Linked DNA regions of Mus musculus: region 2 is linked to region 1. A link is a loop called in an ENCODE intact Hi-C map of the cell type or tissue named here. Cell type or tissue: left cerebral cortex. All regions are shown on one strand.

Region 1 (8,000 bases):
GGAGAAGCTTCTCAAGGTGATATAAACCAACTCAAGGGGAGCTTTAGAGATGGCTCAGTGGTTAAGAGCACTAACTGATCTTCCAGAATTCCTCAGTTTAATTTCAGATTCGGGGAATATAATGCCCACTTCTGTCCTCTGTTAGCACTACACAAATATGGTACAAAGAAATATATGTAGGCAAACTCCCACATACACTAAATAAATCTTTTTTTGACTCAACTCAAAAGCTGGGTATGGGGCTGGCGAGATGGCTCAGTGGTTAAGAGCCCTGACTGACTGCTCTTCCGAAGGTCCTGAGTTCAAATCCCAGCAACCACATGGTGGCTCACAACCACCCGTAATGAGGTCTGCCGCCCTCTTCTGGTGTGTCTGAAGTCAGCTACAGTGTAGTTACATATAATAAATAAATAAATCTTTAAAAAAAAAAAAAAAAGCTGGGTATGGTGGCTCAGGCCTTTATAACCTCAGTACTCGGGAGGCAGAAGCAAGTGGGTCTCTATGAGTTTGAGTTCCAAGCTAGACAAGGCTAGATAGACCCTGTCTCAAAGAATAAAATAAAAACACAACTCAAGAACATATGAAAGGCTTTGTTTCTAAGGTTAAAAAAAAAGAAAAAGAAAAAGCAACAGCTTGAGCTTCAAATAAAAACTACAGCAAGATTTAAAAGAAACAAGTGAATCAAGACACATTACAGAATTAGCTTTCCAGAGCAACTAGAGAAGGAATCTTAAGTCTCCCAAAAGTCTACTCAAAGAAGCCTGTGAAACTTGGGGCCATTGATGGGTCCATATTCTGATGTATCTAGCAAAAGAAAAGTTTAAGTCCTGATGCATAACCAACAACTTACATGCCATAGACTCCTGGTCTATGCCATCATACCATATGAAGTGTATCTTTGACAGATCTGAATTGTCACAACAAAGGACCACCAACCATAGTACTTAAACAAGAGTTGGTTTCTCACAGCAGTTGAGGCCTTTTGCGGAAAAGCTCTCTTCAGTGCATGCAGACAGCTGCCTTCCTCCTGGATCTTCACATGGTAGGAAAAGATCAGGCTCTCTGTCATCTTTTTATAATCTCACTGTGACCTCATCTAAACCTATTTAGATGCCCTAATCTCCAAATACCACCATCACATGGGAGCTCTGCCTTTAATATATGAACTTCCAGAGATATGATTCAGTCCACAGCAGTTTCATTGTATTTCACATTGTTGACCTGCCTTGGTAAACAAAGAATATGGAAGCCTTGATATAAATACATTTTCTTTGGTTACTTCTCAAAAACCAAGCCAAACCACTAGGCAAGAAATCCAACCAGTTTCTCTATGAAGCTAAAGTTAGTTCAGCTTCTGTTATTTCAGTTTACAGAAACTTTTCTGGTTCACACCCAACACAAACACACACACACAGAGAGAGAGATTTAACTTATATACTGTACATTAAGCTAAATCATAGTACAAGTGAGCTACACAGTGTGCGTATCAAGACAACTCCAAGTTACTCAAGTAGAGCTTCTGATAAAATTGAAACCTGGTCAGTAGCAATTCGTCAGGGGTTAACAAAGGAACCCAGGTAGCCACGCTTACTTGTGGACTCTGTCCATTGACTCCACGATTGTGGATAACTCGGGAATTCTCCTTGTTCAGCTCATCTGCTATCAACCAGCATCTCACTGTATCTTGACCCCACAACTAACCCAACTCTTAACTCCAACAGCCTCTTTCCATCTATATCCTGGCCCCCATCTGGCCACTCCTGGTCTGGCCACTACCATCCACCTACCTTACACTTACCAACTGCCAAGATCAACACTCGAGACTCAGCTAGTAGTCTGTAGACCACCTCATAGGCCACTGGACCAACGTTTCTCAAACTTGAGCATGGGGTGGCCTGGAAGGCTTAGGAAAGCATGAGCTGCCCCCAAAGTTATGATCCAGTGCATCTCCAGTAACAGCTCGAGAGTATGCATTTCTAACAAAGTTCCAATGAACTGGGCCATTCCATGGGTAGAAATTAAGATTTATTGGGGGAATTCAAGCTGCCAGGGCTGTCTCTCTGGGGTGTGTATGGCCACAAAGAGAGAACACCAAAATGAGGAGAACCTCGCCAGTCTTAAGGCACCAGGCTGCGGCTGGATAAAGCCTGTGAACAAGAACATTCTGGGAGGAAGAGTGTAGTAGGTGGCTTGTGGCACCTGAGACCTAGCATGGGGACTTCGATCTGTTGCAAGCTTGCTTAATTGAGAACCATACCCCAATTGCTGGAGGTGGTTAGCTATAGGGGTGGTTAAAAAAAATGAATGGCTTTTCTAACAAGCAGAAACCCACTTCCCCCTCCCCCCCCCCCCCCCGCCCAGGTTTCTGGGAAATGACAAGTTGGCGCTTTTGTTTATCCACTGGAGACCTTTTTGTTTACCTGGTCAGAATCCATCCTGACCTGTGCCCAGGCTGTCATTTAGGACAATGTCAGCAACATTGCCATCAGGGGAACCTGCTTTAGGCTTTGTGGTTTGAAAGGGAGTGGCCTCCATAGACTCCATGTTGGTGAATGCCCAGCCCAGGGGGAGTGACACTATTAAGAAGTATGCCCTTGTTGGAATAGGAGTGGCCTTGTTGGAGTAGGAGTGGCCTTGATAGAGGAAGTGTGTCACTGTGGAGGCGGGCTCTGAGGTCTTCTATGTTCAAGCTATTCCCAGTGTGGCACAGTCTCCTGCTACTTACCAATCCAGACGTAGAACTCTCAGCTTCTTCTCCAGCACCCTGTCTGCCTGCATGTCTCCATGCTTCCCACTCTGATGATAATGGACTAAACCTTTGAAACTATAAGCCAGCCTCAATTTAAAAAAAAAAAAATTAATAAGAGTTGATGTGGTCAGGGTGTCTCTTCACAGCAATAAAAACCTTAACAAAGACAAACTTAACAATGTTGATGTTTCTGATCTTGAAATGACCTTAGATAAAGCATCGGCCATAGGCATCATACTCATCTAGAATATGACGATCTATGAATCAGGAACTTCCCAGTGCCACTTCCCTCAACAAAAGGCTCTGGACATGAATTTCCTGTGACCTATGGACAAGCAAGCTGAACTCTGACAGGGTTTCTGTTCTGTCTCTCTCTGAGATTCCTCAAGAACTTGTGGAGCCCCCCTCCCCCACTCAGGGGTCTATTCATTTCACCTAGTGCATGCTAAGGGCATGCTTTATGGAGGCAAGCACTCGATATGCAACTCATAGTGACTGAGGACTCCAGTAAGTAATTTTAAATACTTATAAATCCAAGACAAATATTCTGGTGCCCTTTTTAAATACAAAGATTCATCAAAAGAACACTACTGACATTCTCAAAGTCTCCACTCAGATCATATTGTGATGGAAATACAAGTATGAAAGGACGAAACAAGGGAACACATTCAAAGAATTACTTAAATTGGAAATAGCGTCACATACCCAGAATCCCAACAAGCAGGAGGATCAAGAGTTCAAGGCCAGCCTCAGCTACATGTGTGAGTTAAAGTCCATTTTGCAGTATATAATGAGGCCCAATTTCAAACAATTATCCAGCTTGATATCAAAGTGTTATTGAGCCAGGTGTGGAGCAAAGGCAGATGGATCTCTGTGAGCTCAAGACCAGCCTAGCCTACATAGAGGTCCAGATTAGCCAGTGAAACTCTGTTTAAAATTAATTAAATAATTTTTTTCAAGAATGAATTAGGGGGGGCGTGGTGGCGCACGCCTTTAATCCCAGCACTCAGGAGGCAGAGGCAGGCGGATCTCTGAGTTCGAGGCCAGCCTGGTCTTCAAAGTGAGTTCCAGGACAGTCAAGGCTACACAGAGAAACCCTGTCTCGAAAAATCAAAAAAAAAAAAAAAAAAAAAAAAAAAAAAGAATGAATTAGAAACTCCTCAGTAATCCAAATGATGAAAAAAAAAAAAAAATCAAAATGTATTACAGTGAAAGTAAGTTAGCCTCTGGGTGATCAAAACCCAAAATCCAGCTGCATTCAACAGAAAAATAAATAAATAAATAACCTTTTTTTTTTTTTTTTTGAGACAAGGTCTCATGTAACCCAGAGGGCCTGCAACTTGCCACTTTAAATTTAATTTCTGATCTTCCTGCCTCCAACTCCCAGGAGTTGAGGGTTACAGGCACGGACCACCATGCCTTTTTTTTTTTTTTTTTTTTTTACTGGCTCCTTGGAACTGAAAGCAAGGGTTAGGATGGGAGGAAAAGAAGCGTTCTACTCACTGAGCCACATCCTAGCCCATTCCCAGGGGTGAGCTTTTCTGAGAGGGAAAAGAAGTTCAGGAGACCTGCAAGAGGCAGAAAATCGGCCAAAGACACGCTAGACTTTCAGTAAAACTCATCCAAAGTCAGCCTCTAAAGTGGGAGTTCTCAAGTACGCGTGAGCTGTTTTCCCTGGGCAGATGGGAAGATGCAGCTGAAGGCCAGCTTCGCTCCCCAGTCCCGGGAGGCTGCAGTGCCCGCCCGCCCACTCCGCGGAGCTTCCACTGTGTTTGTACTGTCTGGATTCATTGTATTGTTGTATTACATCGTCCTCTAGTGGCTTCACATTTTTTTCTTCTCTCCCTTCTCTTCAGGCTGATTTCTTCATTACATCACACAACACTTGATACCTAACAAATGAACTCAGATGAATGACGAGACTGAAGATGGTGAGCCCATTGTCGTTAGGACAGTGCTCGAACAGCTTAGGCTCACCAACTTCAGCCACTGAGCTTTTCTTTAAAATAGAGATTACAATATAATTTGCCACTGCCTCTGCTGGAGAGCGAATGGGATTTGGTTTGGCGGCTGCGACAGTCTCCTGCAGCCCAGGCTATTTACTCTGTATCAGAGAGTGATCTTGAGCTCCGGACCCTCCAGCCTCTACTTTCACACGTTAGGAATTATAGTTGTAAACCACCACACCCGTTTGTACTGATATTTGTTTACCCCGCCACCAAAGCTTTTATGTTGAAACCCCAGTCATCACAGGTGATAGCATTTGGAAGTGGGGCCTTTGAGCACTAATAAGGTTTGTGTTCAGTTGTGAGAACAAGACCACCCACACTCAAGTTGGGATCCTTGCGTCTGTGGATCTCAACCTTCCTGGGGCTGTGAGTTCAAGACCCTCAATATAGCTCCTCATGTTCTGGTGATCCCCCAACCACAAAACGATTTTCATTGCTACTTCATAACTATAATTTTGCTAATGTTATAAGGCATAATAAATATCTGTGTTGGTTGCTTCAGCAGCCACGCTGCCTGTGGTGCACTGGTAAACAGCCTGGGCTGACTAAAGCACGCTTCTCTGTAAGTAACCTCCAGTCAGCTCTGTACATTAGGGGCCACGGCTGCGAGCACAGAACTCCAAGACTGATGACTGTAAGTTTCCTAGTGATGACAAGTACAGCCACTTAGTGTGCTTACAGCTGATCTCTGTCCCCGAATGCTGTGCCCACAGGGATGCGGGAGGAGACCCTGGCATCTCAGTCATGACTCATCTCCTGAACAAGACAATGATGCAACTTATGGCTCATTAATCAGTTTTTCTCTCGGCTTGGTATATTGTGGAGATTTGTAGATTTGAGTTTGGGGGAGGGGGGGGAGACGGGTTTTTTTAGTGTTTTGTTTCAGTTTGGGGGCTTGGGTTTCTTTTGTTTTACATTTTTATTAAACAAGTGTTTTGGGTTTGTTATTTGGTTTTTTTGTTTTGTTTTGTTTTTTTGTTTATTTCTGTGTGTATAAGACTTACTGATTATCAGTTCGGGGTGGTATAGAGGATACAAATGGAACATGCCTATGATCTCTACCTTACTCGAGGTATCATTTGCTGTGGTGAAACATCATGATCAAAGCATCTTGGGGAGGAAGAATTAGATGTGGCTTACTCTAGCACATCACTGAAATCAGGAAAGGAACTCAAACAGGGCAGGAACCTGGATTGCCGCAGAGGCCATGGAGAGGTGCTGCTTACTGGCTTGCTCCCCACAGCCTGCTCAGCCTGCTTTCTTATAGAACCCAGGACCATCTGCACAGGGTGTCCCCACTCACAATAGGCTAGACCCTCCCACATCAATCACTAATTAAGAAAATGCCCTACAGGCTTGCCTACACCCCAATCTTGTGGAAGCATTTTCTCATTTGGGTTCTCTTCTCTCAGACAGCTCTAGCCTTTGTCAACTTTAGTCAGCACACTCTCAAAGTATTTATAGTATGAAGGCAAACCAGAGCACACACATGTCCTATACCATTAGCATCATGGAGTGCTGCAAAGAGGAAGAGTAAAAGATCTTTAGGTATTCAAGAGAAAGGATTCGCTTCTGAAATCACTCTCCTTGGATGCTTGGCGTCCATCTTTTGTTCCTGCATGGAAATTATGCAATGGCCAATAGGCCTCAGGAAAGCAACAGTGACTAGAAATGATGTCATCACTCTATGTATGCTACAACCATGGCTGACGACACAAACCTTACTTTTTAGTTTCAGGGAACTGGATTTTAAAGTAGAAGAAACCCTCACTTGTTACTGACTGGCTTTAAAAAGCTTATTAAGTACCATTTGGAAAGAAAATCAGCTAAGAGCTCGATGTGATGGTAGTAAGCCCAGCACTCCGAAGGCTACAGCAGGAGAATCACGAGTTTCAGTCCAGCTTGAGCTACACAGTGAGACCTGGTCTCACAAACTAAGTACAAGCACATATGCATGTGCACAGACACAGAGACAGGCAGGCAGACAGGCAGACAGACAGACAGACAGACAGACAGACAGAGACAGGGACCCAGGGACCCAGGGATATAGAGAAAGAGACAGTGAGAGACAACGAGACAGGAAAAGAGAGAGACAGAAAAAGAGAGAGATAGGGAGGCAGAGAGAGATGTAGAGAGAGACATACACAGAGAGACAGAGAATGGGGCGGAGAGACAGAGAGACAGGGAGATAGAGGCACAGAGAAAGAAAGAGACAGAGAAACACAGAGAGAAAGAGACAGAGGCAGATAAAGAGACAGTGGAAGCGACGAGAGTTTTCTGGGATAGCAAACTTGGAAAGCCACAACTGTGGTTTCTCTTGGGGCAATCATAGCAGTACACAAATCAAGATGGCTCCAGGCCTTTCCAGCTGAATGTATGCCTCTGGAATACCCAAGACACTTTTCAAAAGAAGACATTGAAATGTCAGGAACATGGGGGGGGGGGGGGGCTTTTGAGATAGCATTGGAAATGTAATTGAGGAAAATACGTAATAAAAAAATATTTAAAAAAAAGAAATGTCAGGAACATAAAAAATACTCACAGGTTGTTTTTTGTTTGTTTGTTTGGGCTTTTTTTTTTAAGTCATTGAAGAAAATGTAGTTTAAAGGGGATACTATTATGTGTACATCTGTCAAAAAGTCACTCAATTGAAAAGATTTGACAACATCAAAGGTTAACACAGAGACGCAACAATCAGAACTCTCATACATTGTCGATAGGCCTATAAAATTATTGGGCATCTTATAAAGGTAAAAGTGCTTACAATAATGATTTTCTGTGATCTGACAATTCCACTCCTAGATATTTACCATCAAGGAAGGAAATACTTGTCAACACAAAAATTCGTATAATAGCTTCATCTATTATATCCCAGAATGGAAACAACCCAGGTATCTATGAAGAAGATAACAAATATAATTTCATTTGTCCAGTTCACCCCAGAGCAGGAGGCTCATCACTGCCTGTTTAACTCCAGCTCCAGGGCATCTGGCACCCTCTTCTGGCCTCATCATGCACTGGCACCCTTATGTCATAGTCACACACAAAACATATCTTGGGGACGAGGGTTAGTGTGGTGGTACATGCAATTTAATCCTAGCACTTGAGAGGCAGACAGGCAATTTTAAGGCCAGCCTGGTCTACATAGTGAGTTCTAGACCAGACAGGGCTACACAGAGAGACCCTATCTCAAATTTAGTTAAACAAAATTTTTATTTTTTTTTTCTTTTTCCCCGCCCCAA
Region 2 (8,000 bases), 870 kb before region 1:
TTCCTTTGTCAGATAATTTTTCCAGAGTACATTAACATTTCCAACCAATCATTTATTGTATAGCTTAAAAAAAACCAAACTAGAACTGTCATTTCTGAGGGAGACTCCGTATCTAATATCTGGTCCCTGCTCTGTGTTAACTGCTTGTTCACGCATGCATTGTGTGCAGCATCTGTTACCCAGGAAGTGACATTTCCGAGGGAGATTCCCCTGTGGAAAACATAACTTTCCCATTCTCTTGCTGCTTTTCCAGAATAATTTTTTTTCCTTTTTTAATTTGGTGGGTTTTGGTAATTTGTAATACGTGGTCTAAGATGGAAACTGTCTGCAACTCTAGTCTCTGTTACCCGCTCCCCACCACCAACACCTTGCAATGAAAAAGAACAAAAGCTACTCACGTGTTTAAAGAAAACTCTCTTCTGGGCCCAAACGATTAAAGGCTATTTGCATTATGAAACTCGTTGTGCTTTTTATAAGTGTTAGGTGCTGGGTTGAAGGTCCACAGGCCACTTCTAAGTTGGGTTTTAGGAGTCACTTCATGCAGGAAGACAGCTTTGCAGCTTAAGGAATGGCTGCATGGCTCAGCCATTCTCTGTCATCATTCTTATCCGAAGTGTGCAGCTCAGACTTAAGACTGTAACCACCACCCTTGAAAAATAGTTCCATGTCTTCATAAGAATGAGGTCATTAACCCGAATGCTCTATAAAGACTGAATTGGTGACAACTGTACTACTAAAATGTATACCATTGGACCATCTTATCAAGAAGAAACTCAGTTCTATAAGGAGCCTGCTTCTGTCTCTAATATTGGTAGATATTTCTACCTCGACCCCTTTTATATTATAACTTCTGTCCATTTGTCTTTCAGCCAATATGGGACATGTTAATAACCCCTAATTTAATAAATGAAATTATTCCTGCTCATATTGTCCAGATGTGAACCTAAGCAGACCGTGTGGGCTTTCTGACTTAATGGCTAAGCGATGCCAGTCTTTCCCTGGTAATTGAACCTTCTGTCATCTGCAGTTAGCAGATGATGGTCTCGAAGCAGGAGGCACACAGTCAAACTTCCTGTTCGTTTAAAGGGAAGCCAGGGACAGATGGAGAAGCGTCAGATGCAAGAACCTTACTAATCACACCGTTTCAGTAGAGCCCTGCTCATGTCCTGCTCTCACGCTGGACACTATGACAAACTCCGAGATAGCTGGAAACCCAACAGGTTTTTGGCTTGTGTCAAATGCTGTGGGTGTTCCCAGCTCCACTCAGCTCAGCCCAAATGCCTTTCCAGGAGGGCAGAGCCATCTTGAATAACCCCAGTAAAAGTGTGCCTGCTTACTCGATCCTCTTGGAACACTATGGTATAGTTCATTTGTTTGTCTTAATAGTTTTTATTTTGAAATGAATACATCCCCCAGATGACCAAAGCCACACAGAAGAAGATCGGAAGACTGTTTGAAAGAGCACTGCTGTCTACCCAGTTCTGAGTCTACCAGTCTTGTGTCACAGCCTGCTGGCAGGTCCTTGCTCTGTGCTGACATTGTTCCAAGTGTGACTAGGGCGGGCAAGAATGACCGTAAAAGTTTTGGTTAATTCATTTTCTGTTTTACATTTATAAGAGTAAGTGCAGGATGCATGTCAGGAAACTTGATTCCACGCCTCCTTCTGTTCAGAGCCCCTGTTGCAGGGCCCTGTGACTTGTTTCTGTCCCAGTCTGAAGTCCACATGGTGGCTGTGTCATGTATTCTGCGTGATTTCATCTAAGATCTGGCATTTTCCCCTTCCAAAGTGAATGGTCAGTTGGGAAAGGAGAGAACTGTGCCCAAGCTGCTCTCACAAGCACTCTTGTGGTTTTTAAGAGTGAGGAGGGATGTGTGTCGAGTCGCTATGATGGGGCTTGCTTCCATTGGACAGCCAGCAATCAGATATGCTATGCATTTAATGGTGGACTCTCTTAGGAAAGAAGACTATGTTCTGTAAAGGCCAGACCAGGCAAGGAGCAGTTCTCACTTCCTGAGTCCGTTCTCTGGCCACAGAACCACTAATAATGTTGCCATCTGGCTCTGGACAGTCCATTGATGAAGTACTTACTTAGTACATGGGGAGTCCCTTGAATTGAATGCTGGTTCTGGCTGGTTTGGTTGTGTGAGACTGAACAAATTCTTTATCTGGGTCTCCGGTCTGCCCACCTCCTCATAAAGATGGGATGATGGCAGAGCCCTCCTCACGGTGTTGTGGACAATTGTATTTGGAAATTTCAGTACACCCACTCAAGTCCAGAATGTAGCACATATTAAATCATCATCATGTTGGCCACGACGATGACGACGATGACGACGACAGTCTTTGTACCCACAGTTCAGATGCTCTGGCCTTAGTGCATTGTCTCTGATCTTGTGTGGAACGGGATTATTTTCCCATAACCACATTTTAAAAAACATAGTTTTCTGAAGAATGAAATGACTGAATGGTAACACACACACACACATACACACACACACACACACACACACACACCCCAGAATAACCTGTGGTGGGAGCAGAGTGGGCTCCTCAGACTAAGCCACCTGTCCCTGTCCTGTCATTGACTGACTGTAGTAGTTCACAGGCAGATTTGTTCCCCCACCCTTTTCTCAGAGTCCTATAGTGCTGTGCATGCATTGCTCAGAATTCCAAAACCATCAAAGGAGGTTACTTTGACAGATGACTCAGAAGTAGGGAAGAGTGAGGACTGGAAAGAGAAGCCCTCCTAGAGCCTTAACCTCTTTGCGGGGGGGGGGGGGGGGGGGGAGGGGGGGAGGGTAAGCACTCACACCAGCCTCCCAGTCTATCCCAAAGGAGACAAGGAGGCTGCTGTGTCGGCTCCCGGAAGTGGCCTCAATGTGTAGCGGCCTGAATGTGTACCATAGTTTCCACTATCCCCTTTCCTCCCTCACTAACTGGCTTCATGCTATTCGCAGTTCCACGGTCTTCCTTCCCCACCAGATCTGAACACACAGAGGCTCCTGCAGCCATGATCTCTGATTTGTAGCTGCCCCAGGCTTTGAGATTCACGTTAAGGCCACATGGCCCGTTGTCTTCTGCGAGGTCCATGTTCAGAGGTCACCGGAGCTCTTCAGTCTTTTTTATTCTAGCAGAGTGAAAATGAATACTTAATTTGCAAAGCCTGCTTTAAGCCCCACACCTTAGGTTCAGAAGGATAGGTCATTGTAACCAGACGATGTGTCAGTGACTCCTACCACCCTCTCACTTTCTAATGTTTTGCACACACATTTGAAGGAACCTGTGCTTGCTGATGCCAGCCATCCCTAACACGTGATTGACAGGGTTTCGGTAGCATGGCAGCAGAGAACACTTTTTGGATATTTTCTTTAGTTACATTTCAAATGTTTTCCCCTTTCCAGGTCTCCCCTTTGGAAACCCCCCTATCCCATTCCCCCTTCTCCTGTCTCTATGAGGGTGCGCCCCCCCCAACTCTCGACCTCCCGCCCTGGCTTCCCTTACACTGGGGCATTGAACACCCTCAGGCCCAAGGGCTGCTCCTCCCACTGATGTCCAACAAGGCCATCCTCTGCCACATATGCAGCCAGAGCTATGGGTCCCTCCATGTGTATTCTTTGGTAGTTGGTCCAGTCACCAGGAGCTCCGGGGTGACTGGCCTGTTGACACTGTTGCTCCCTATACGGGGCGGCAAACCCCCTCAGCTCCTTCAGTCCCTTCTCCAACTCCTCCATCAGGGAGGGGACCCCCCACGCTCAGTCCAATCAACCATTGGCTGCTAAATCCACCTGAAAGGTGTAAATTTAATACTTTCCTATTTAGCTATGTTTCCAACTCCCCCCTAGAGTTTAAGAACTAGAAGCAGTTTAATATGGCTGGTCTTATTAATCCTATTAATCTTTGACAATTTCTCTCAGCTGCACCGCGAGGATCCCGAGATACTGGATATTTAGTTCAAAGTTCCCTGACTCTCACTGCCCATAGAGAAACCAGGAACAGCTCAAGCATGTTCCTCCTCTTTTGGATCCCCCTCCCCCCCTTTTCTTTTCTAGATATAGTGACAGTTGTGCCTAGAAGAGGATCTAGTCATACAAAACATAAAACTCACAGAGAGGCCACGGCTGGCTTTTAACCCCTCTCTGGTTTTCCTAAGTGGCTTCAATGAGCATGTCTTTACAAGGCTGTTGCAAAAGCGACCAGCAGGCGGAGCCCTAACGCAGTCTTACAATGATTTCTTTTCACTTCTCCCCTTGAACGAAGTTGCCCAAGCGCTATTGGAGCCAATTGAAAACATCTGTTGTTTTATTTATAGCTACAATTTCTAAGAAGCATATTCTATAGCGGTTGAAAAAGGAGTTGACAGCTCATAATTCATAAAGTTACTGGGGCTAATCTGATAGAACAAAATGTACAAAACTCCTTCCCATGGTGCAGGCGCTATCACTTCCTGTTCAACCCTACAAAGAAGTAGTGGCTAAGCGGGGCGGAAGGGGAACACAGAAAGGGTCCTCTGTGAGATGCTAATGGCAGAAGAGAGCACCCCACAGCGAGGGCAGTGCCTTCCCCTCTGCCAGGCTGAGTCACTGGTTCTTTTTCATTAACAACATCCCAGGTATTTCCATTTATAGAAAATCAGCATTTTCCCACCAATCCCACTTTGCAGCCAGGAAGTTTCAGCTGCGTCCTGTCTGCAGGAGTAGGAGCTAAGGTGTTGATTAAAAAGCCTGACTGGTTGCCACCCAGATGGGCGGCAGGCTTATTTTACAACTTTTCATTCAGCAGGTTGCTCCTTTATATTGAGTTGCCTACTTCACGCTCCCCCCCCCGCCCCCCAGACCTTTAAGCAATTATTACGACACAAGCACTCCTCAAATGTCATCTCCCTGTTTGTTAGCTTATTCTGAGAATCTTTGGCGGAACAAGGTCAGATGCAATCAATATATACTTAATATTTTGCGACAGTTCTATCTACAGTGCTTCCTGGTATTGCAGTTAAGGGAAAAAAAAAGTTAGCCTGACATAAATGAGTTGCCATAGCTTAGTACTAGTTCCAACTGGCGGTGCTTGTAAGAGACTGTACTGAGACAGTCCATCTTGCTTCAGTGGGCCCATTTAACGTTCTTAAAGCCAAGGTCACTTCTTTAGTGAAGAGGTGGGTAAGTTTGTGTTCATTTATTTGATGAATGTGGTGTCTTTTGATAGAGGAAAATGTGTTCGCCCACCAGAATTAATTGCCCGCGCGGAACAGTAGTAGTAAAGACATATTGCTTGACTTCTTTCAAACCATGACCCTTCACACCATTAAGGCTGTGTTTACCTTTATCTCAAGATCATTTGCCTTTATTCTGTGGAATAAAGCTTTCTGCCTGTGTCTTTTTTTTTTTTAATTAAGGGGTTTTGTTAATGAATAACTCTGACTGTTACAACCTCAGTTTCTCATGTATTTCTCGAATTTTATTGTGAATTTTCCATTCAGTATTTTTGAGTCATTCATCTTTCTTGCCCATCCCATATGCAATCCATCTTTCTCTTCTTCTTCTTCTTCCTCTGATATTCTAGTCTCCATATATTTTGTTGTGGTTATTTATTTTTACACGTATGGGTGTTTTGTGTGGGTGCCGTGTGCATGTCCTGCCTTCAGAAGCCACAAGTCGTCACTGGATCTCCTGGGACTGGAGTTAGCCATTGTGAACTGCTGTGCGGGCACTGACAATCGATCCTGAGTCCTTTGGAAGGGCAGCTAATGCTCATACCCACCAGTGCCCAGGTCTTTACTGGACCTTTCTTCCACCTGATGACTCACAGTGAGCCCTTCATAGTTTGCCAAATATGATAAGTTGGCCAGTTATTTTTAGCTGAATAAACCCAGTGACATTCCTGAGGAAGAATGTGCTTAGTTTAGCCTTATGAGAAAAATATTTAATAAATGCTGTCCCAAAAATATTTAGCCTGGCAGGGGCTCAGGCCTGATAAAGGAGAAGTGATGGTAAGATGCTGACCCACCAATCCCAGCCCGACTTGAACAAACATGCTTCTTGTCACCAAGGCCCGTACGTGTTGCCAGGATCGTTTATATCCATCTTATTCAAAGCTTTTTGCAGCCTCTGTTCTTGGCTGGGTAACCTCCAGCGCGCACCAAGTGGGCCTCCCAAGAAAGCAAACTGGATCCATTCAGATTAGTTTGCCACTTAACTGCTGTACTAACTTTGGGCAAATCACGTCGTTATTTTAAATCTTCCTTTTCCTCATCTGTAAAATGGGGATAATTATACGGCCTCCCAAGCTCTTAGGGGTTTGAGAGTGAAAGACAAGGGGCTTCTCACCTCTAGTCATGGTAACTGGGCTCCACTGCATCTCCAATGCCCCATTTCCACAGTCTCTCCAAACCACACATCCAAACCAAGGAGTCTTGCCCTTAGCCAGAACTTCGGGACCTCAGTCAAGTTGTGACTCTCGAGATGCACCAAACAACAAGGGTCTCTGCCCCCAATATCTGTTGATATGACATTAGGTAGGATATCCAACTTAATCACTGAGACAGGGAGACCTTCTACTTAGTTCCATCTGCTGCGTAACACAAGGTGTTTTGCGGAGTTTCACTGTAAAACCAGCCTTTGAAACCAAGCACAGCTAGGGAACAGCTATCAGTATTCTGGCTCCTGGCGTCCTTTTCTCTTTATAGCTGGAGGAACACTCATCCTCAATTCTTGCTCCTTGAAAGTTGTGGTCTGAGATCTCGAAGCATGGGTATCAATCACTTGCTCAGCTGGAATTATTGATAAGTACCTGAAACCTTATACAGCAACCCTCTTTCTTCATCACTGTCAGAAACATTCTTACCCATAGAGGTGTTTTCTAAATACTTAAAAGAGTTTGCTACTGACTTTCTAGACAAAGGAAGTTTTTTGTTTTGTTTTGTTTTGCTTTGTTTTCACTTTAGGTGTGGATCTTGATACATGAGCTCAGGTTACCATAAAACCTTAGTAAACTCTGGTAATTTGGTAAAGACCTGGTAAGGAAGCCTTATGCCTCCTTCCACAGATCCTCCTCTGGAAAGTGTGAGACCACTGCTCTCATTATGAAGGACCCCCCCCCCCCCATACACACACACACACACACACACACACACACACACACAAACCTCATTTAAACTCAATAATCTTCCAGAGGCTGTCTCTTGAGTATCCTCACTTTAGGGGCAGAGGGTGGTACCTCAAAGGACTTCAACATATGATTTATGGGAAACACAATATAGTCCAAGGCAACTGAATCACATCCCTTACCTTGAAATGTACCATAAAAATAATTACAGATAACATTTATGACAAAATATTAATTGTTGGGTCTAGGTGGAGTATAGCCAGGCATTCAAGTTTTCAGTATATTTTTAAATGTCAGAGAAAAGTAATGGCTGACTAGGATGGGGTCTGGTGATTCTCTGTTGCCTCTGATGTCCATCCAGCCTTTCTTAAAACTCTCAGCATTGTTCATCTGAACCAGTTTACTGCTTTGGCAGCTCCTCCTCCTCAAATTCTGTCCTCCGTTGGCCAGCATTTGCTTCTGCCTGATCAGTGGGTTTGCCAGCTGAGATCAGACATCTTCCTGGCCTCTGGGGTCACCATGTTAACTTTCCAGTCCCTTCCATCTCCTCTAATTGCATCTGGGGCTTCTCAAACTCCTCCTATGATCTGGCTTCATTGGAGCATTTGTAACACGTTTTTATACATTTGATGGTGAGGTTTAGTATCAAATGTATATAGGAGAGATGTGAGCATTGCGTCCAGCCCTCGCTCACCTTGTTCTGCAAGGTGTTCCTACTTCCATCTGCTATGAACAGGGGTGCCCACTGCTCCACTGTGTGTACCCCTGATTACCTGTATATCAAAACAGTGTGAGAATGGAAGAGAATACATCTGCTGTCTAACTTGGGGGCAGGAGATACATAAGCGGATGCTGCTGTTGAGGTGGCTTTTCTTGAACCCACCAGTACTTGGCCATTGCC

Evidence for each region. Hi-C counts contacts between places; a loop is a spot of excess contacts. Peaks named below come from ENCODE experiments on the same cell type or tissue, not always from the same donor. Only the 100,000 strongest peaks of a DNase experiment are listed, where the experiment ranks them.
Region 2: it touches region 1 in a loop (4-fold over the local background); 4 of 42 quality-filtered maps call a loop at or near these places.

Annotation. Positions count from the first base shown.
Region 1 is chr13:100,843,902-100,851,901 of GRCm38, reverse strand. No RefSeq gene overlaps it. Among named protein-coding and RNA genes, the nearest start is that of Slc30a5, 14 kb to the right of the region's middle. In left cerebral cortex, CTCF peaks have their summits at 4,576 (motif pointing left) and 7,758 (motif pointing left); DNase peaks (open chromatin) are centred at 4,507 and 7,751; H3K4me3 peaks cover 693 bases.
Region 2 is chr13:101,715,923-101,723,922 of GRCm38, reverse strand. The region is part of intron 2 of Pik3r1 (phosphoinositide-3-kinase regulatory subunit 1); the gene reads left to right. Among named protein-coding and RNA genes, the nearest start is that of Pik3r1, 48 kb to the left of the region's middle. In left cerebral cortex, a CTCF peak has its summit at 4,201 (motif pointing right); a DNase peak (open chromatin) is centred at 4,223; H3K4me3 peaks cover 327 bases; H3K27ac peaks cover 337 bases.